Regions from separate parts of the Homo sapiens genome. Here region 1 is linked to region 2. A link is an interaction called in ENCODE POLR2A ChIA-PET data of the cell type or tissue named here. Cell type or tissue: GM12878. All regions are shown on one strand. Links, peaks and the distances in the headings refer to the core of each region. The heading gives the core; the rest is flanking DNA.

What was found. ChIA-PET counts read pairs that join two places held together with the same protein. Peaks named below come from ENCODE experiments on the same cell type or tissue, not always from the same donor. Only the 100,000 strongest peaks of a DNase experiment are listed, where the experiment ranks them.
Region 1: POLR2A ChIA-PET joins it to region 2 with 7 read pairs; 1 of 35 experiments calls an interaction of 5 or more read pairs at or near these places.

Annotation. Positions count from the first base shown.
Region 1 is chr19:2,672,322-2,682,306 of GRCh38, forward strand. All of the region lies in intron 1 of GNG7 (G protein subunit gamma 7), which reads right to left. Among named protein-coding and RNA genes, the nearest start is that of GNG7, 25 kb to the right of the region's middle. RefSeq lists a silencer at 5,761-5,909. In GM12878, for the core only: no CTCF peak of the experiment used is centred there; DNase peaks (open chromatin) are centred at 5,929 and 8,700; H3K4me3 peaks cover 324 bases; H3K27ac peaks cover 1,815 bases.
Region 2 is chr19:2,592,319-2,602,303 of GRCh38, forward strand. The region is part of intron 2 of GNG7 (G protein subunit gamma 7); the gene reads right to left. It also overlaps the pseudogene RN7SL121P. Among named protein-coding and RNA genes, the nearest start is that of MIR7850, 33 kb to the right of the region's middle. RefSeq lists an enhancer at 139-640. In GM12878, for the core only: no CTCF peak of the experiment used is centred there; DNase peaks (open chromatin) are centred at 2,373, 5,635 and 6,773; H3K4me3 peaks cover 1,782 bases; H3K27ac peaks cover 5,013 bases.

The DNA of each region.
Region 1 (9,985 bases), core at 1,237-9,236, 80 kb after region 2:
ATTTTTAAATATTTTGTAGAGATGGGGTCTCACTGTGTTGCCCAGGGTGGTCTAGAACTCCCAGCCTCAAGCAATCCTCCTGCTTCAGCCTCCCAAAGTGTTGGAATTACAGGTGTGACGCCCGATTTTTTTTTTTTTCTTTTGAGACAGAGTCTCACTCTGTCATCCAGGCTGGAGTGCAGTGGTGCGATCTCAGCTCGCTGCAAACCCTGCCTCCCATGTTGAAGCAATTCTCCTGCCTCAGCCTCCTGAGTAGCTGGGATTACAAGTGTGTGTCACCACACCGGCTAATTTTTGTATTTTTAGTAGAGATAGGGTTTCACCATGTTGGCCAGCTTGGTCTCAAACTCCTGGCCTCAAGTGATTTGCCCGCCTCGACCTCCCAAAGTGCTGGGATTACAGGTGTGAGCCACCGCGCCTGGTCTGTGACCCCTGATTTTTAAATGCTGGCAATAATTCAAAGTTTAAAGCCACTGGGTTCTACCTTGGCCAGGTGACCAATGTCAACACCACCAGTGTGGACGTCACGTGCCCCTGATGTGTTCTCCCCAGAGCCCTGAACCCCAGACTATTCAAGAGCAAACATCATGGAAACTCACGTTGGGGGACATTTTACAAAACTCCTGACGAGTCCTCCTCAAAACCACTAGGTTGGCCGGGTGCGGTGGTTCATGCCTGTAATCCCAGCACTTTGGGAGGCCGAGGCGGGCAGATCACAAGGTCAGGAGATCGAGACCATCCTGGCTAACACGGTGAAACCCCGTCTCTACTAAACAATACAAAAAATTAGCTGGGCGTGGCAGCGGGCGCCTGTAGTCCCAGCTACTCAGGAGGGTGAGCCAGGAGAATGGCCGTGAACCCGGGAGGCGGAGCTTGCAGCGAGCTGAGATAGCACCACTGCACTCCAGCCTGGGTGACAGAGCGAGATTCCATCTCAAAAAAAAAACAAAACAAAACAAAACAAAACAAAAAAAAACCCAGCAGGTCATCAAAACCAATGAGTCTGAGAAGTGTCCCAGCAGAGTGTAAGGAGATGTCGGGAGTCAATGGCATGTGGGTTCCTGGAAAAAACAAGAAAATGGAAATAAAGACCGGGCGCCGTGGCTCACGCCTGTAATCCCAGCACTTTGGGAGGCCGAGGCGGGCGGCTCACCTGAGGTCAGGAATTCGAGACCAGCCTGGCCAACATGGTGAACCCCTGCCTCTATTAAAAATACAAAAATTAGCCGTGCAGGGTGGCAGGCACCTGAAATCCCAGCTACTTGGGAGGCTGAGGCAGGAGGATCATTTGAACCCAGGAGGTGGAGGTTGCAGTGAGCCAAGATCACACCACTGGCACTCCAGCCTGGGTGAAAGAGCGAGACTCCATCTAAAAAAAAAAAAAAAGAAAGAAAGAAAGAAAGAAAAATAAAATGTAAATAAAGTGTGGAGTTGAGTTCGTGATAATGTATGGATACTGGTCTTTTTAGAAAATTTCTTTCTTTCTTTTTTTAGAGAGAGGGCCTTGTACTGCTTTTGTATATTTTAAACATACAATTGTGTATATTTCCAATATATTTCAGAGTTTTCTTAGGATACATTTGTGATAATTTGTTACACAGAATTAGCTAACTAATATAGGCTGTTTCCAAAATTCAAAACTACCCTAAAAGAAATCTGAGGCCAGGGACCGTGGCTCACGCCTGTAATCCCAGCACTTTGGGAGGCCAAGGTGGGCGGATCACCCAAGGTCAGGAGTTTGAGACCAGCCTGGCCAACGTGGTGAAACCCCATCTCCACTAAAAATATAAAAACTAGCCAGGTGTAGTGGCACCTTGCCTATAATCCCAGCTACTCCAGAGGCTGAGGCAAAAGAATTGCCTGAACCTGGGAGCCAGAGGTTGCGGTGAGCCGAGATCACCCCACTGCACTCTAGCCTGAGCAACAGAGTGAGACTCCATCTCAAAAACAAAACAAACAAGAAAAAAGAATCTGAAATATAATGGAAATACACACAATTGTATGTTTGAAATATACAAAAGCAGTACAATCCACTCTTGAAGGGAATCAGAATCGTCACACTGCTGGGAAAAGGGCAAGGTCTCCAAAGGTGACTGGTGTTTTTGTTTTTTGTTTTTGTTTTGTTTTTTTTTGAGACAGAGTCTTGTTCCGTTGCCTAGGCTGGAGTGCAGTGGTGCAATCTCAGCTCGCTGCAACCTCCACCTCCTGGGCTCAAGCGATCCTCCTGCCTCAACCTCCCAAGTAGCTGGGATTACAGGCGCCCACAACCATGCCCGGCTAATTTTTGCATTTTTAGTAGAGACGAGTTTTTACCATGTTGGCCAGGCTGGTCTCGAACTCCTGACCTCAGGTGATCCACCCGCCTTGGCCTCCCACAGTGCTGGGATTACAGGCGTGAGCTACTGCGTCTGGCCTGCAAGGTGACTGTTTTAAAACACAGAGGACACCTGCTGAGATGCAAAGTCAGGGAGTGTTGAAGAAAACAGAGATCTCCTTATGTGATGGTCGTAACTCGCATTTCCACCCTCGACAGCGCCGACTCCATCGGGCAGCTTTTCTACATAGTCAAGTTTGAAAACTGTGCCATTGTACGTCACCAGAAACGGACTCGGTTAGAAAACAATGCTCTTTCGTAATGTATACCGTACTACTTTTCCTAAAACGGAACTGTCATAACGCCTCCCCCTCTGGCTGAGACTAGAATAGATAAAAATCCAGATTTTCACACACTCGGGACTGGTAATGTTTTAACACATGGAAAACGCGACAGGGTTACAGACTGCTTTAGCTTCTCCAAACAAATCCGCAACGGCGCCAAGCACTCCTAACAGTTGGACGTGTTCATAAATGAACCCAAACAGATCACGTTCTCGGAGACGGATGCACGCCAGAAATTCCTGTCGTGCCCCTGAAGAACTAACAGGTCTCTCTCTGCAACGGTGGACGACTGGTCAAACCCTGGAACCAGCCAGGAACAGCAGCAAGTGCACGGGCTCGGGAATGGGAATCTGGCTTTATGGAACCTCCAGGCTCAAGGGGACACCAGGAAGGGACAGCTTCGTGACCAAGCCCGGTGTGACCCACCAAAAATCTGCAACCACGAAGACCAGGAAATGCCAGCAGTGCCGAGCAGGAGAGGTCGCTTGACGGTAAAGAAGCAGGGAGCGTTATTTAGCAAACCAGGCTGGTTAAAGAGTAGAGAATATCAGATGTCGCGGCCCCTCTGCAGAGGACAGTTCTGAAGGACAGCGATGACCTAAATTGGCTCCTATGAGGGACTGCTGGGGGAAATATTTCCCCAGGATCCTATAAGATACAAAGAAAAACATATGAAAACAGAAAAGATATTCCCGACACTTGGGGGTCTCAATGGGGCGGGGGAGGTCTGAGGACATCTGTGGTTTTCACGATTGGGGGGAGCTCCTGGTATGGAGTGGGTGGAGGCCAGGGACACTGCTCAGCACCCTGCAGTGCCCAGGATGGCCCCTCCCCAGAGAATGATCCAGCCCCAATGTCCACAGCACCAGGGGGAAGAGACTCAAAGTTAATTATTTGGAAGAAAATATTGTTGAGCCAGATGCCTCAGAATGGGACCTTATTTGGAAACAGGGTTTCTGCAGATGGACTTATTATTAAGATGTGGTTGTGCTGGATTAAGATGAGCCCTAAATCCAATAACTGATGTCCTTATAAGACGAGGGAAATTTGGACACAGACCCACACAGGGAAGGGGGCCGTGTGAGGATGGAGGCAGAGACTGGAGCGATGTCACCAGCCCAGGGGCGCCAAGAACCGCCGGCCACTTGCCAGATGCTGGAAGAGGCAGGAAGGATCCTCCCCGGGAGCTTCTGGGCCGGGAACGGCCCTGCCCACACCTTCGTCTCAGACTTCTGGCTTCTAGAACTGCCAGAAAATCCATTTCTGTGGTTTTGAGCCATGCAGGTTGAAGTCATTTTCCATGGGCGCCCTCAAATATCCAAACTTCACCCCACAGAGACCCTCCCCTAGGCACCCACATCCTGGCATGTTCAGACACCCTCCTCGTGAACATGCACAGCCCCCAAGGCACCAGATAGACATTGATTTCCATCTAGAAGTGTCCGTCAAACCCTCAGCGATATATCTCTGCCGCCCAGGCTAGAGTGCAGTGGCACAGTCTCAGCTCACTGCAACCTCCACCGCCTGGCTCAAGCGATCCTCCCACCTCAGCCTCCCAAGGAACTGGGACCACAGGCGCGCACCATCATGCTTGCCTAATTTTTGTTTTCGCTTTCTGTAGAGATGGGGTTTCACCATGTTGCCCAAGCTGGTGTCAAACTCCCAGATTCAAGTGATCCTCCCGCCTCGGCCTCCCATAGTCCTGGGATTACAGGTGTGAGGCATCGCGCCCAGCCTCTTTGGTGGTTTTCAGGAACAGCTAGTTAGTTATTCTGCAGATGGAGGTTCAGGAGCTTGCACCACTTCCTAGACCCGGCTGGAGGAGTTGGGTGTAATTTTCAGCCGGGCGGGTGCAAGACTCAAAGAGATGTGTGGCAGAGAGAAGCTGTTCAGACAGCTTCTGGGGTTGCCAGGAAGAAACAAGCCACTTGCTCCGATCTGCACATTCCCTCCCTGTCCAGGGCTGATTTCCACCCAGGCAGGACTCCCGATTCCCAGAGAATCTCAAAGCAAGGCATTCTCCTGGCCGTGATCCGGCTCTCAGCTCTAAAGGGACTCCATATCTTTACTGCAGACCCAAATCTGTGTCACCACAGAGGAAAAACGGCCGCTTAATTACACTTGCATATATGCTCGCAAGAATTCTTCCAGGGAGCAGGATCTGGGAACGTCCTCTGGAGACAGGGCCTTCCAGGAGACGCTGAGCTCGGTGTTGGAGCATGGAGGCTGAATCTAATCCATCAACAGGATGCCACAGGGGAGCAGAGAATTCCATTTTTTTTTTTTTGCTTCAATTCCTTTCTATACAACCGTGGTTCTCAACCAGGGGTCCTTCTGGTCCCCAGGGGATGCTAGGTGGTGTCTGGGGGCATTTGTGACTGTTATGACTCAGGGATGCTCCTGGCGTGGAGTGGGTGGAGGCCAGGGATGCTGATCAGAACCTTGCAGTGGCCAGGACAACCCCACCCCAGAGAACGACCCAGCCCTGAATGCCAAGGGGGAGAGACTCTGCCTTAATTATTTGGAAAAATATTGTATCTGCTCCCTGTTGACACCAGACACTAGAAAAAATTCCCGATGGGGTGGATGGCAGAAACCAAGGGGGGCCCCAGCTCCTGCGATTCTCCTCCTCTCTCCCTCCCCACTCAGGGTGTGGATTACAATGTGTGCAGCCTCCTGGAACCTCAGGAGGACAGAGGATCATGAGACACAGAGTTTCTTGGGGATCTGTGGAATCCCCTAACCCCCGGGGGTCTCACCTGGGGGTGATTCTGCCCCCCATGGGGCACTGGGCAATGTCTGGGGACATCTTTGGTTGTCACAACTCGGGGTGTCCCTGGCATAGAGTGGGTGGAGGCCAGGGACGCTGCTCAGCACCCTACAGTGCCCAGGATGGCCCCACCTCAGAGAACGATCTGGCCCCAAGGTCCACAGTGACAGAGAGTGATAACCGCTGCCATAATCTATAGGACTGACCATAGCCACATGCATATGGTCACACAAACATGAGTGTGACTGTCCCTCTGACTCAAAGGACAAAGCCAGTCCCAACCTTTCTAACCCTGCCACCTGTGCTGACCACCAGTGGCCTCTGTGTGGATGTTAGTTAGGGTTCAGCAGCCTTAGGAAAACAGAACACCAGGCATCCAGACCTTCCACTGTGGCCCTGAGTGGAAGAGGAGGTGGCGGTGGCCGACGCCAACACTGTCACAGCAAGAAACAAGAGAGTGGGTGTGACTGTGGTCACTTCCATCTCAGGGCACATGCTACATTGAGGAAGTAAAACCTGGGGGGAGCGAGATATACAAGAAGTGAAAGGTGACTTGTAGAATGTTCTGGAATCTTCCAGAAGCTTCTGGAAACTTCCAGAATTTTCTGAAATATAGTAGGTATTGTGGCATAGCAAGGCTTTGGATTCAGAAGCTGCTGGGCTTGGGCACGGAGTCAAAAAAGTAACAGAGGAAAAGCCACGGAATGCAAACTTCCAGGGATGACATGGTTGCCACACAGTGGGCAGGTGGGTCACACCCACTGTACACAGGTCACACTTGGCTCTTTGAACTCAGTCACCTATTATGGGTGGAGGAACCAAATCCTGGGATGGGGTAATAAATGCATACGGTTTCAGTTTCCCCATCCACAACACAGGGAGAAGAATCAGATAAGGTGTCCAGTCTCGGAGGGTCCTGGGCAGCAGGCAGCGCCTCCAAGATCATCACCTCCAACCCTGATTCTGCCAAGCCCCAGCCTGGTAACTACTTCTCTCAAGGGGTCCCAGCTCTCAGAGCTAGGAGTGGCCTTCAACGCCAGGTCTACACCCCATGCCAACAGAATCCCTTCCCTGACCTTTGCACCAGCCAACCCATCCTCCGTCATGCAGCCTTCGACGATCGGAAACCAACAGCTTCTCATGACGGTCCCTCCGATTTCCAGACAAGCCTGATTCTTAAGCCAGCCCAGCCAAGCTACAGCTCCTATCCCATCTCCCCAAGAACAGACTTCATCGTTTTCTGAATTTGGTCCACGCCCATGGTGTCCGTGAGGAAAAATAACAACATAAGTAACATATAGTACAATGCTAATTTTTTGAGACGGGATCTTGCTGTTGCCCAGGCTGGAATGCAGTGGTGCAATCATAGCTCACTGCAGCCTCAACTTCCTAGGCTTCCAAGCAATCCTCCTGCCTCAGCCTCCCAAGCAGCTGGGACCACAGGTGTGCACCACCATATCTGGCTAATTTTTAATAAATTTTGTAGAGATAGAGTCTCACTATGTTGCTCAGGCTGGTCTCGAACTCCAGGGCTCAAGCAATCCTCCCACCTAAGCCTCCCAAAGTGCTGGAATTACAGGTGTGAGCCACCACACCCAGCCAATACTAATATTTATACATAATATATTGAATAATATTAGCAGTGATTCCAGCAATAACAGTGATAACCAGGACCACCACCCATCCAGGTCACAGCCTCGTAGTCCATCCCAATCTTTTCAATGACCCTAGGGAGTGATTCCTATCCTGTCTGACACACAAGGAAACAGAAAGGTTCCATGTTTTCTTCAAAATTCACACAGAAAGAAAGTCACATGGTGGCTAAGTAGGCATTCTAAATCCAATGCCTCACCATGCCTACATTCCAGAAAACTCTAGAAGGCTCTGGGAGTTTCTAGAAGGTTCCAGAAGATTCCAGAACCCTCCATGATTCGCCACCTTTCACTTTTTACATATCCTATTCCCCCAGGTCCCACTTCCTCAAAGCAGGACAGAATTTTCAACCCCTTGCATTCCCATCTGCATCTTCACCTTACTCATTGTATTAACTCCAGGCACCAGGTAGCACCTTCCTAAATTACCTGGGCTTGGCAAGACCTAAATCAAAGACATGACCTGCTCAGTAGTCCCAGATGTGAAGAAACTCAAAATCCAATGCCAGAATCCCTTAAAACAGAACCAGTCAGTGTCCACAGCTCTATTAGGCTTGACCCACAGTGGAGAAAGATGAGAAACCCACAGGGAGAAAAACAGGACCGTCTTCTTACAGTCTAAGACTGTCAGCCAGGCACGGCAGCTCACGCCTGTAACCCCAGCATCTTGGGAGACCGAGGAGGGAGGATCGCTTAAGCCCAGGAGTTCGAGCAGCCTGGGCATCATAGTAAGACCTTGTCTCTTTTTTTTTTTTTTTTTTTTTGAGACAGAGTCTCGCTCTGTTGCCCAGGCTGGAGTGCAGTTGTGCGATCTCGGCTCACCACAACCTCCACCTCCCAGGTTCAAGTGATTCTCTCTGCCTTAGCCTCCCCGAGTAACTGGGATAACAGGCACCCGCCACCATGCCTGGCCAATTTTAGTATTTTTAGTAGAGATGTGGTTTCACCATCTTGGCCAGGCTGGTCTCAAACTCCTGACCTCAGGTGATCCACCCGCCTCGGTCTCCCAAAGTGCTGGGATTACAGGCATGAGCCACCTTGCCCAGCCACCTGTCTCTATTTTTTAAAAAATTAAAACATTTTAAAATTAAAAATTAAAAGCTCTGAAAAGTGACCACATAGACTAACAGTGGGTTTTTTAGTAAAATACACTTAACACAAAATTTACAATTTTTTTTTTTTTTTTTTTTTGAGATGGAGTTTCCCTCTTGTTGCCCAGGCTGGAATGCAATGGTGAGATCTCAGCCCACTGCAACCTCCGCCTCCTGGGTTCAAGAGATTCTCCTGCCTCAGCCTCCTAAGTAGCTAGGATTACAGGCATGCATCACCACGCCTGGCTAATTTTGTATTTTAGTAGAGGCGGGGTTTCTCCATGTTGGTCAGGCTGGTCTTGAACTCCCGACTTCATTCGTTTCTTTTTTGAGACAGGGTCTTGCTCTGTTGCTCAGGCTGGAGTGCGGTGGTGTGATCACAGCTCACTGCAACCTTCGTCTCCCGAGCTCGCATGAGGGTCCCCATGTCCTACCTCCCCGTGAGCCCTTGTGATTGTTTGTTGTTCTGGTTTTTTAATTCTAGCCATCTTACTGGGCGTGAAGTGGTATCTCACCATGGCTCTGATTTGCATTTCCCTGAGGACTGACGCGGAGCATGTTTTGAAGTGAAACCGACAGTTTTTGTTTCTTTGATCCTCCTGTGTAACCCTCCCAAGTAGCTGGGACTACAGGTGTGCCCCAGCAGGCCTGGCTAATTTTTATTTTTATTTTTTTTGTAGCAACCAACTTTTTTTATTTTATTGTTTTTGAGACGGAGTCTTGCTCTGTTGCCCAGGCTGGAATGCAGTGGCACGATCTCGGCTCACTGCAACCTCCACCTCCCAGGTTCAAGCGATTCTCCTGCCTCAGCCTCCCGAGTAGCTGGGACTACAGGCGCCCGCCACCACGCCCGGCTAATTTTTTGTCCTTTTAGTAGAGATGGGGTTTCACCATATTAGTCAGGATGGCTTCGATCTCCTGACCTCATGATCCGCCCGCCTCGGCCTCCCAAAGTGCTGGGATTGCAGGCGTGAGCAACCTCACCCAGCCGGTCTCCAACTCTTGGACTCAAGTGATCCTCCCACCTCGGCCTCCCAAAGCGCTGGGATCACTAGCATTAGCCACATCACCGGGCCAGATCCTTCTTGCGCAGTGTTTGTGTGGACATACGCTTTCACTTCCCTTAGGTGTACGTCTAGGAGTCAACTCACAGGGTCATATGGAAACACTGTATGTAACCACTTCAGGAACTGCCAGGCTGTTTCCAGAGCAGCTGTACCACATGATGTTCCCAGCAGCGACGCATGAGGATCCCCGTGTCTCTACCTCCCCGTGAGCCCTTGTGATTGTTTGTTGTTTTGGTTTTTTTAATTCTAGCCATCCTACTGGGTGTGAAGTGGTATCTCACCATGGCTTTGATTTGCATTTCCCTGAGGACTGATGCGGAGCATGTTTTCAAGTGAAACTGATAGTTTCTGTTTCTTTGTTTTTGTTTGAGATGGAGTCTTGCTCTGTTGCCCAGGCTGGAGTGCAGTGGCGCAATCTCAGCTCACTGCAACCTCCGCCTCCCAGGTTCAAGGGATTCTCCTGCCTCAGCCTCCCAAGTAGCTGGGATTACAGGCGCGCGCCACCACGCCCGGCTAATTTTGTATTTTTAGCAGAGACTGGGTTTCACTATGTTGGCCAGGCTGGTCTTGAACTCCTCACCTCAGGTGATCCACCCACCTTGGCCTCCCAAAGTGCTGTGATTACAGGCGTGAGCCACCGCGCCCGGCCTGAAGCTGATAGTTTTTAACATGAGGGGTCCTGGTATAATCAACTCCACAGCTAGAAGGAAGCCGGAGTTTTACCTGGAAAAATGTGCAAGGAAACGT
Region 2 (9,985 bases), core at 1,330-9,329:
TAGAGTTGCTACATTAAAAAAAAATTGCTCCTTCTATCACAGCATTTTTATTTCTAGCAATGTGGCAGAAAACATCACTTTAAATCTCTCCTCCTCTAAAACCCAAGCAAGACTGGATGAAAGAAATGAACAAAGGCCAGGTGCAGTGGCTCATGCCTGTAATCCCAGCACTTTGGGAGACTGAGGCAGGAAGATCGCTTGAGCCCAGGAGTTCATGACCAGCCTGGGAAACATAGCAAGATCCTATCTCTAGAAAAAATTTTTAAAAAGCATCCAGGTGTGCTGGTATGTGCCCATGGTCCCAGCTACTCAGGACGTTGAGGCAGAAGGATTGCTTGAGCCCAGGAGGTCGAGGCTCTAGTGAGCTATGATTGCATCGTTTCACTCCAGCCTGGGTGACAGAGCAACAAGGAGAGGGAAGGAAGGGGAGGGGAGGGGAGGGGGAGGGGAAGGAAGGAAGGAGAGGGAGGGAGGGAAGAGAGAAAGAAAGAAAGAAAGAGAGAGAGAGAGAGGGAGGGAGGGAGAGAGGGAGAGAGGCAGGGGAGAGGAGAAGGAAAAAAAGAAAGAAGAAAACGAAGGAAGGAAGGAAAGAAGGAAGGAAGGAGAGGGAGGGAAGGAAGGAAGGAAGGACGGAAGAAAGAAAGAAAGGGAGGGAGGGAGAGAGGGACGGAGGGAGGGGAAAGGAGAAGGGAAAAAAAGAAAGAAGAAAAGGAAGGAAGGAAAGAAGGAAGGAAGGAAGGAGAGGGAGGGAGGAAAAAAAAAGAAAAGAAAATGCATACTCTTTCTAACCAACAGCTGAGGTCACAAAAAAGTAAGAAAATCCAGCACAGACTAAAAACTTCAAAGAGGACAGGGCACCGGGTGGTGAGAAGTGGCCTGTGGCCACCCAGATTGAGGGGAGAGGCTTCTGGTCTTGGTCACCAACGGCCTGATGTTGTTCTTAATCTCTGCCTCTCTTAAAAATGTATAGTGGAAAATTCCTTTTTTAAAAAAAAAACTTGGAATGTTTGTCTTTATTTTGTGCTTTATATTTTCAAAGTGAAAAGAAATAGTATTGAGTCAATTTTTGTTTTTTAAAATATTCGTTCTATATATTTACAAGCCTTCAAGCTGCTCTAAAGATTTCAAAAGTATTAAGAGTAGGACTGGGCGTGGTGGCTCACACCTGTAATCCCAGCACTTTGGGAGGCTGAGGTAGGTGGATCACCTGAGGTCAGAAGTTCGAGACCAGCCCGGGCAACAAGGCGAAACCTCGTCTCTACTAAAAATACAAAAATTAGCCGGGCATGGGGGCGGCTGCCTGTAGTCCCAGCTACTAGGGGTGCTGAGGCAGGAGAATCGCTTGAACCTGGGACACGGAGCTTGCAGTGAGCCGAGATTGTGCCACTGCACTCCTGCCTGGGCAACAGAGTGAGACTCCATCTAAAAAAAAAAAAAAATTGCAAATACTTTTCCCGGGGTAGCACTTTTTTTTTTTTTTTAAACAATCCTTGGAGTTCTGTGGTCCATGCCATTTCCTTCTGTTTCAATGTTATATATGTTTTGATTACTATTGTGATGTTTTAAGTTTTCTGAAGCAAGCTGAGAGGCAGGCCGAAATATTTGATGCCAAAAAAAAAAAAAAACTTTCTTACCTCATTCACCCCAAACCTTCTCAAATCTGGATTAAATACTATACTTTAAAACAAACATGAGGTGCTTCTGAAGGGGAGGAAAATTTATTTCTCTGCTTTTCTATTATACAAGTTGTTTACAGAAACTGCAAATCAAGGCCGGGCACAGTGGCTCACGCCTGTAATCCCAGCGCTTTGGGAGGCCAAGACGGGCGGATCACCTGAGCTCAGGAGTTCGAGACCAGCCTGGCCAACATGGAGAAACCCCATCTCTACTAAAAATACAAAACACTTAGCTGGGTGTGGTGGTGGGCACCTGTAGTCCCAGCTACTTGGGAGGCTGAGGCAGGAGAATCGCTTGAACCTGGGAGGTAGAGGTTGCAGTGAGCCGAGATATCACACCACTGCACTCCAGCCTAGGCGACAGAGTGAGACTCCCTCAAGAAAGAAAGAAAGAAGGAAAGAAAGAAGGAGGGAAGGAAGGAAGGAAGGAAGGAAGGAAGGAAGGAAGGAAGGAGGAAGAAAGAAACTGCAAATTTAAAAAATTACATATAGTGGAAAATTTCAAACACAGCCTGAAGCACGCAGGCCAGGACGAGGTCTCTCTGAGTGTCGTCACCTCCTGCAACGGGAATTAACATTCTGCCCTTCTTCTGTTCTCACTTCTCTCTCCAGCTTTGCACGGGTATTTCACACAAATTCAAGACATCATATGACTTTGCCTGTAGAACCTTCAGAATGTTCTCTAATCACTGAAGCTTTCTGATTTCCCAACACAGAACCACCCAATCAAATTAACACTGTCTTATTATCAACTTGCTCCATGATTATCAACAATAATTTCCTGTTACCAATAACCAGCCTGTGACCCATTGTCCATGATTATCTCAAAAATGTCTTTAATGGCCCGGCGTGGTGGCTCACGTCTGTAATCCCAGCCCTTTGGGAGGCTGAGGCGAGCTGATTGCTTCAGGACAGGAGTTTGAGACCAGCCTGGGCAACATACCAAGACCTCATCTCTACAAAAAATACAAAAAAATTAGCTGGGCATGGTGGCACGTACCTGTAGTCCCAGCTATTTGAAAGGATGAGGTGGGAGGATCGCTTGAGCCCAGGTGGTCAAGGTTGCAGTGAACCATGATGGCACCACTGCACTCCAGCCTGGGCAACAGAGCGAGACCCTGTCTCAAAAGAAATTAAATTTTTTTTTTTTTGAGACGGAGTCTCACTCTGTTGCCCAGGCTGGAGTGCAGTGGCGTGATCTTGGCTCACTGCAACCTCCACCTCCCGGGTTCAAGCGATTCTCCTGCCTCAGCCTCCCAAGTAGCTGGCATTACAGGCGCCCGCCACCACGTCCGGCTAATTTTTGTATTTTTAGTAGAGACGGGGTTTTGCCATGTTGGTCAGGCCGGTCTTGAACTCCTGACCTCAGTTGATTGATCCACACACCTCAGCCTCCCAAAGTGCTGGGATTATAGGTGTGAGCCACCATGCCCGGCTGAAAGGAAATTAAATTTAAGGGCCGAGTGCAGTGGCTCATGCCTGTAATCCCAGCACTTTGGGAGGCCGAGGCGGGTGGATTGCCTGAGCTCAGGAGTTTGAGACCAGCCTGGGCAACATAGCAAAACTCCGTCTCTAGTAAAAATACAAAAAATTAGCCGGGCGTGGTGGCGGGTGCCTGTAATCCCAGCTACTCGGGAGGCTGAGGCAGGAGAATGGCGTGAACCCGGGAGGCGGAGCTTGCAGCGAGCCAAGATCGCACCACTGCACTCCAGCCTGGGCAACAGAGTGAGACTCTGTCTCAAAAAAAAAAAAAAAGAAATTAAATTTAAAAAGGTAAAAAGCAGCTCAGGACCGCCAATGTACAATGCACTCCATATGGCTGTACGTATCTATGTGAGTGTGCATGTGTAGGAAAAGTCTAGGGAGTTTCAGTGGTTAGACGACAATGACCAGGACAACTGTGTGAGCAGCACCTGTGTGGCACTGAGTCATCTCAGGCTCTCCACTCGGCTCTGTCCATCAACGACCGAATCCAGCTCTCACGGCGACTCTACGCTGCATGCTTGTTACTCTACTACAGAGGAGGAAGCAACGCTTACGAAAACCAAGGACCAGAAGAACTCACAATCAAAACTAGTGGGCGGCCGGGCGCGGTGGCTCATATCTGTAATCTCAGCACTTTGAGAGGCCGAGGCGGGCGGATCACCTGAGGTCAGGAGTTTGGGACCAGCATGGCCAACATGGTGAAACCCCATCTCTACTGAAAATACAAAAATTAGCCGGGTGCGGTGGTGCATGCCTGTAATCCCAGCTACTTGGGAGGCTGAGACAGGAGAATCGCTTGAACCCAGGAGGTGGAGGTTGCAGTGAGCTGAGATCGTGCCTCTGCACTGCAGCCTGGGCGACAGAGTGAGAGTCGGTCCCTAAAATTAAAATAAAAAATAGTAGGCAGGCCCAGCGCGGGGCTCACACCTGCAATCCCAGCACTTTGAAAGGCTGAGGCAGGAAAATCACTTGAGCCCAGGAGTTTCAGACCAGCCTGGGTAACATAGTGAGACCCCGTCTCAATTAAAATTAAAAAAAAATTAAGCAGGTGTAGTGATATCCACCTGTGGTCCCAGCTACTCAGGAGGTTGAGGTGGGAGGATCGCTTGAGTCCAAGAGGTTGAGGCTGTAGTGAGCCATGATTATGCCACTGCACTCCAGCCTGGGTGACAAAGTGAGACCCTGTCCCCCCCCCAAAAAAAAAAGTGGGCAAATATCGACCCAGTTGTTCTCCTTTCACGTTCTGCACTGATGATCAGTTCCCATCCACCCCACACTGTTAACAGTGGTTAATTCTGGGGAGTGAGATTTGTGATGAAGATGTCTCCATTCTCACTCCTGCAGTACGAGACTTCTTTACAAATATATTCTCAACAGGGTGAACATCAATTCTTGGGGAGATGAAAACAAATTTTACTTTTTTTATGGATTAAGCCCAGAAAACAGAACATAAACAGATACACAGTCTATCTATGATATTGAAATTTCACAGGTATAGGCTGGGCTCGGTGGCTCACACCTGCAATCCCAGCACTTTTGGAGGCTGAGGTGGGAAGATCACTTGAGGCCAGGAGTTCAAGATCATCCTGGACAACATAGCAAGACCCAATCTCTAGAAAGAATAAAAATTTAAAAATTATCCAGGCATGGTGGTGTGCACCTGTTATCCCAGCTTTGGTGACTGAGGCGGGAGGATTGCTTGAGCCTGGGAGTTGGAAGCTGCTGCAGGGAGCTGAGATGGCGTTACTGCACTCCAGCTTGAGTGACAGAGAAAGAAGATCCTGTCTCTAAGATAAAAACAAACAAAAACTCCATTATATAATAATGCTACTTGGGGCCAGTCACAGTGGCTCACGCCTGTAATCCTAACACTGTGGGAGGCCGAGGCAGGCGGATCACCTAAGGTCAGGAGTTTGAGACCAGCCTGGCCAACATGGTGAAACCCCGTGTCTACTAAAAATACAAAAATTAGCTGGGCGTGGTGGCGGGCACCTGTAATCTTAGCTACTCAGGAGGCTGAGGCAGGAGAATCGCTTGAACCCAGGAGGTGGAGGTTGCAGTGAGCCGAGATCACGCCACTGCACTCCAGCCTGGGTGACAAGAGCAAAACTCCTTCTCAAAAATAATAATAATAAGGCCGAGTGTGGTGGCTCACACCTGTAATCCCAGCACTTTGGGAGGCCGAGGTGGGTGGATCACGAGGTCAGCAGATCGAGACCATCCTGGCTAACACGGTGAAACCCCGTCTCTACTAAAAATACAAAAAATTAGCCAGGCGTGGTGGCGGGCGCCTGTAGTGCCAGCTACTCGGGAGGCTGAGGCAGGAGAATGGCGTGAACCCAGGAGGCAGAGCTTGCAGTGAGCCGAGATTGCGCCACTGCACTCCAGCCTGGGCAACAGAGTGAGACTCTGTTTCAAAAAAAAAAAAAAAAAAGAAATTAAATTTAGAAAGGTAAAAAGCAGCTCAGGACTGCCAATGTACAATGCGCTCCATATTGCTGTACGTATCTATGTGAGTGTGCATGTGTAGGAAAAGTCTAGGGAGTTTCAGTGGTTAGACGACAATGACCAGGACAACTGTGTGAGCAGCACCTGTGTGGCACTGAGTCATCTCAGGCTCTCCACTCGGCTCTGTCCATCAACGACCGAATCCAGCTCTCACGGCGACTCTACGCTGCATGCTTGTTACTCTACTACAGAGGAGGAAGCAACGCTTACGAAAACCAAGGACCAAAAGAACTCACAATCAAAACTAGTGGGCGGCCGGGCGCGGTGGCTCATATCTGTTAATCCCAGCACTTTGGGAGGCCAAGGTGGGCGGATCACCTGAGGTCAGGAGTTCGAGACCAGCCTGGCCAACATGGTGAAACCACATCTCTACTGAAAATACAGAATTGGCCGGGCGTGGTGGCTCACGCCTGTACTCCCAGCACTTTGGGAGGCCGAGGCGGGCGGATCACGAGGTCAGGAGATCGAGACCATCCTGGCTAACACGGTGAAACCCCATCTCTACTAAAAATACAAAAAATTAGCTGGGTGTGGTGGCGGGCGCCTGTAGTCCCAGCTACTCGGGAGGCTGAGGCAGGAGAATGGTGTGAACCCAGGAGGCAGAGCTTGCAGTGAGCTGAGATCGCGCCACTGCACTCCAGCCTGAGCGACAGAGCGAGACTCCGTCTCAAAAAAAATGAAAAGTAATAAAATAATAATAATAATAATAATAATAATAATAATAATAATAATAATAATGCTACTTGGGCATCTTCCGTCAAAAGAATCAGACATCGGGTGCATTTAAATCTCTTGCCACCGTTATTCTTTCTAAGGAGCCACTAGGAAAAGGATGTCTCAAAAGAAGGTGATCACGGAAAAAGAAAGCTTATGAAACACTGACTTCTGTAATCACGTTTTCAGTTGAAAGAAATGGAAACTGATCTAACTTCCAGCTCACCTCAAGCTGGAAAGAAGTCTAGTTTCTAGAAGCATCTCCAAAATTGGAAAGTGAAGTTTCTAGCATACAGTTCCACCGAGGGCCCATGATGAAGAGGGGGAGAGGCGGGCACGAGGCGAAGCGGGTGCCCCGCGCTCGGCTGGAAAAAGCCAATGTCACCGGGCTGTGCTATTTGCTTGTGGGAGGGACGCCTGGGGTGGGGGCGTGCCGCTGGTTGCTCCGCCGCAGACACCACGTGGTGCTTTTTGAACTGATCAGAGCCCCAGCCTGCCTGCTTTGCTGTCCCGGGCTGACCTCCGAAAACACCGCACTTTCCCCTCGCTGACTTGGTAGATGTCTGTCTGTCTGCTTGAGTATCTCGAAGATCTGAGGTTTCCATTCCAGCAGAATAAATACTAGGAGGGCCCACCCCTTCCTCCTCCCAGCCGAGGCTGGATGAATCCAAATAAACCCAGCTGGTGGGGAAGAGCATTTCTAGGACTTCGGCGGGAGAAAGCACCGCCCACCCGGGTGGGTTTCCAGGAGGTGGAGGTGCGGACCTGGGAGGGGGGCCCTCGGGCAGCCCTGCCATGCAGCCGCGTCACTCCGCCTGCCTGATGTCACAGGAGCTGGGGGAGTTTGGGTATTTCATGAAGCTGTTGAGTTATTGTGGCTTTGGTTTGTGACACCGGCGTTCAGGCACGGCCTAAAGGCAACATCAAAGACGGTGCATGAAAACCGGGGGTTAGGCCGGGCGCGGTGGCTCACGCCTGTAATCCCAGCACTTTGGGAGACCGAGGCAGGCGGATCACCTGCGGTCAGGAGTTCGAGACCAGCCTGGGCAATACGGCGAAACCCCGTCTCTACTAAAAATACAAAAATTAGCCGGGGGTGGTGGTGCTGGCCTGTGATCCCAGCTACTCAGGAGGCTGAGGCAGGAGAATCGCTTGAGCCCTGGAGGTGGAGGTTGCAGAGAGCTGAGATGGCGCCACCGCACTCCAGCCTGGGCAACAGAGCAAGACTCCATCTCAAAAAAAAAAAAAAATTAGATTGTGGTAATGGTTACACAACTCTGGATATTCTAAAAACCACTGAATTGTACACTTTAAAAAGTGAATTCTATGGCATGTAAAAATCTCAATAAAGCTGTCATATAAAATAAATATATATAAATATGATGCCAAAATATATACATAAATATGGTAATAAAAAATTAAGGCCCTTAAACAGCTTGTGTTTATGTAGATTTTAGCTATACTCCTGTTACAAGTTAACATAATCCCATTAAATATTTTTTTAAACCATATATTTTATATTAGGAGGATGACACGTTTAAGTGAAAAGTAACTATTTTTCAAAAAAAAAAAACATTGAGGGGAAATAGTGGCATTGTTTTACATTTTTGCAAATTTCTTTCATGTCTGGCTTAATAGAAGACAGCTGGATTCTTGTATAAGCCTCTGAGTTCAATCCACTGTGATATCAAACGTCATGCAACCTCTGAAAACTCCACCATCTGTGTGGGAGAGACTGGGAGGAAGGAGACCCAGAGTATCTTGGCATTTTTTTTTTTTTTTTTTTGTGAGATGGAGTCTCGCTCTGTCACCCAGGCTGGAGTGCAGTGGCGCAATCTCAGCTCACTTCAACCTCCGCCTCCTGGGTTCAAGTGATTCTCCTGCCTCAGCCTCCCAAGTAGCTGGGATTACAGGCGCCACCACCACACCTGGCTAATTTTTTTTTTTAATTTTTAGTAGAGACAGGGTTTCACCATGTTGGCCAGGCTGGTCTCGAACTCCTGAGCTCAGGTGATCCACCCACCTTGACCTCTCAAAGCGCTGGGATTACAGGTGTGAGCCACAGTGCCTGGCTTCTATCTTAGCAGTTTTGACCTAGTGGTCCCCCACCAAAAGGGTCTCAGAGACCAACCCCTGGGTGTCCCTGGACCACACTTTGAGAACTCCAATACACAGGTATTCTCTCTACTTCACAGAAGAGAAAATGCGATCCAAGATGGTAATAAACCTGCTCAAGTCCTCAAAGCTGAAAAGTACGGCTGAAGGAGAATAAAAAAGAGAAACATAAAGCAGTTGTGGTGGTGTGTGCCTGTGCTCCCAGCTACTTGGGAGGCTGAAGTGGTAGGATCGCTTGAGCCCGGGAGTTTGAGGCTGCAGTGAGCTAGGATCACGCCACTACACTCCAGCCTGGGTGACAAGGAGAGACCTCCCCCCCGCCACCATCTCCAAAAACAAATTATTACTTATGTAAAAAATAGAACTAAGGAAGGTTTGCTTGACTCCAAAGCTGTGTTCTTTGCATCCATTCTAGTTCCATCCAGATGGCCCGGGGTACAGCTGGGATGCCTGTTGTCCCTAAAAACCATGGGGCACAAGTAGGTAAACCCTAGAGTAGGTAACTCCTCAATTCAGCTCAACCACTATCTGACCAGCCTCCAGTTACCAGGCAGTGTGTTTCCCCAGCCATGTGGACTCAGTCCTGCCACGGCGCGGCTCGTGCCTATTGCAGATACATGTACATGCTTGCAATATACGTGTCTGTCTCCCCTGCTCTACAATGAGCTCCCCAGGAACAAGGACTGGGCAATTTTTTTTGGCTTCCTGTCTCCACTGTTTGGCAGCAGGAAAAGAGAGGTGCCTGAAGAAAGGGTAACAGAGCAATGCAATCCCCCGATGTCAGATTTTTATTGAGGAAAAGAAAGGCAGTGAAGGCCGGGCATGGTGGCTCACGTCTGTAATCCCAAGCACGTTGGGAGGCCGGGGCAGGAGGATCCCTTGAGCCCAGGAGTTCGAGACCAGCCTGAGCAACATGGCGAGACCCTGTCTTTATAAAAAAATTAGCCGGGCATGGTGGTGTGAGCCTGTAGTCCCAGCTACTAGGGAGGTTGAAGCGGGAGGCTCACTTAAGGAGGCTGAGGTTGCAGTGAGTTATGATTTCATCACTGCACTTCAGCCTGGGCCACAGAGTAAGACCCTGTCTCAGAAAGAAGAAAAGAGAAGACAGGGGAGGGGAGGGGAGGAGAGGAGAGGGGAGGAGAGCAGTGGAATCCCAGATGATCCTTCCAGAATCTGCAAGCAGCACTGTGGAGGCACCCTGGGGAAGAAAGTCTGCTAGGATCTGGAGAAGCACTAGAAGCCGGGCACAGTGGCTCACGCCTGTAATCCCAGCACTCTGGGAGGCCGAGATGGGCAGGTCACCTGAGGTCAGGAGTTCGAGACCAGCCTGGCCAACATGGTGAAACCCCGTCTCTACTAAAAATGCAAAAATTAGCCGGGCGTGGTGGTGCACGCCTGTAATCTCAGCTACTTGGGAGGCTGAGACAGGAGGATTGCTTGAACCCGGGAGGCAGAGGTTGCAGTGAGCTGAGATCGCGCCACTGCAC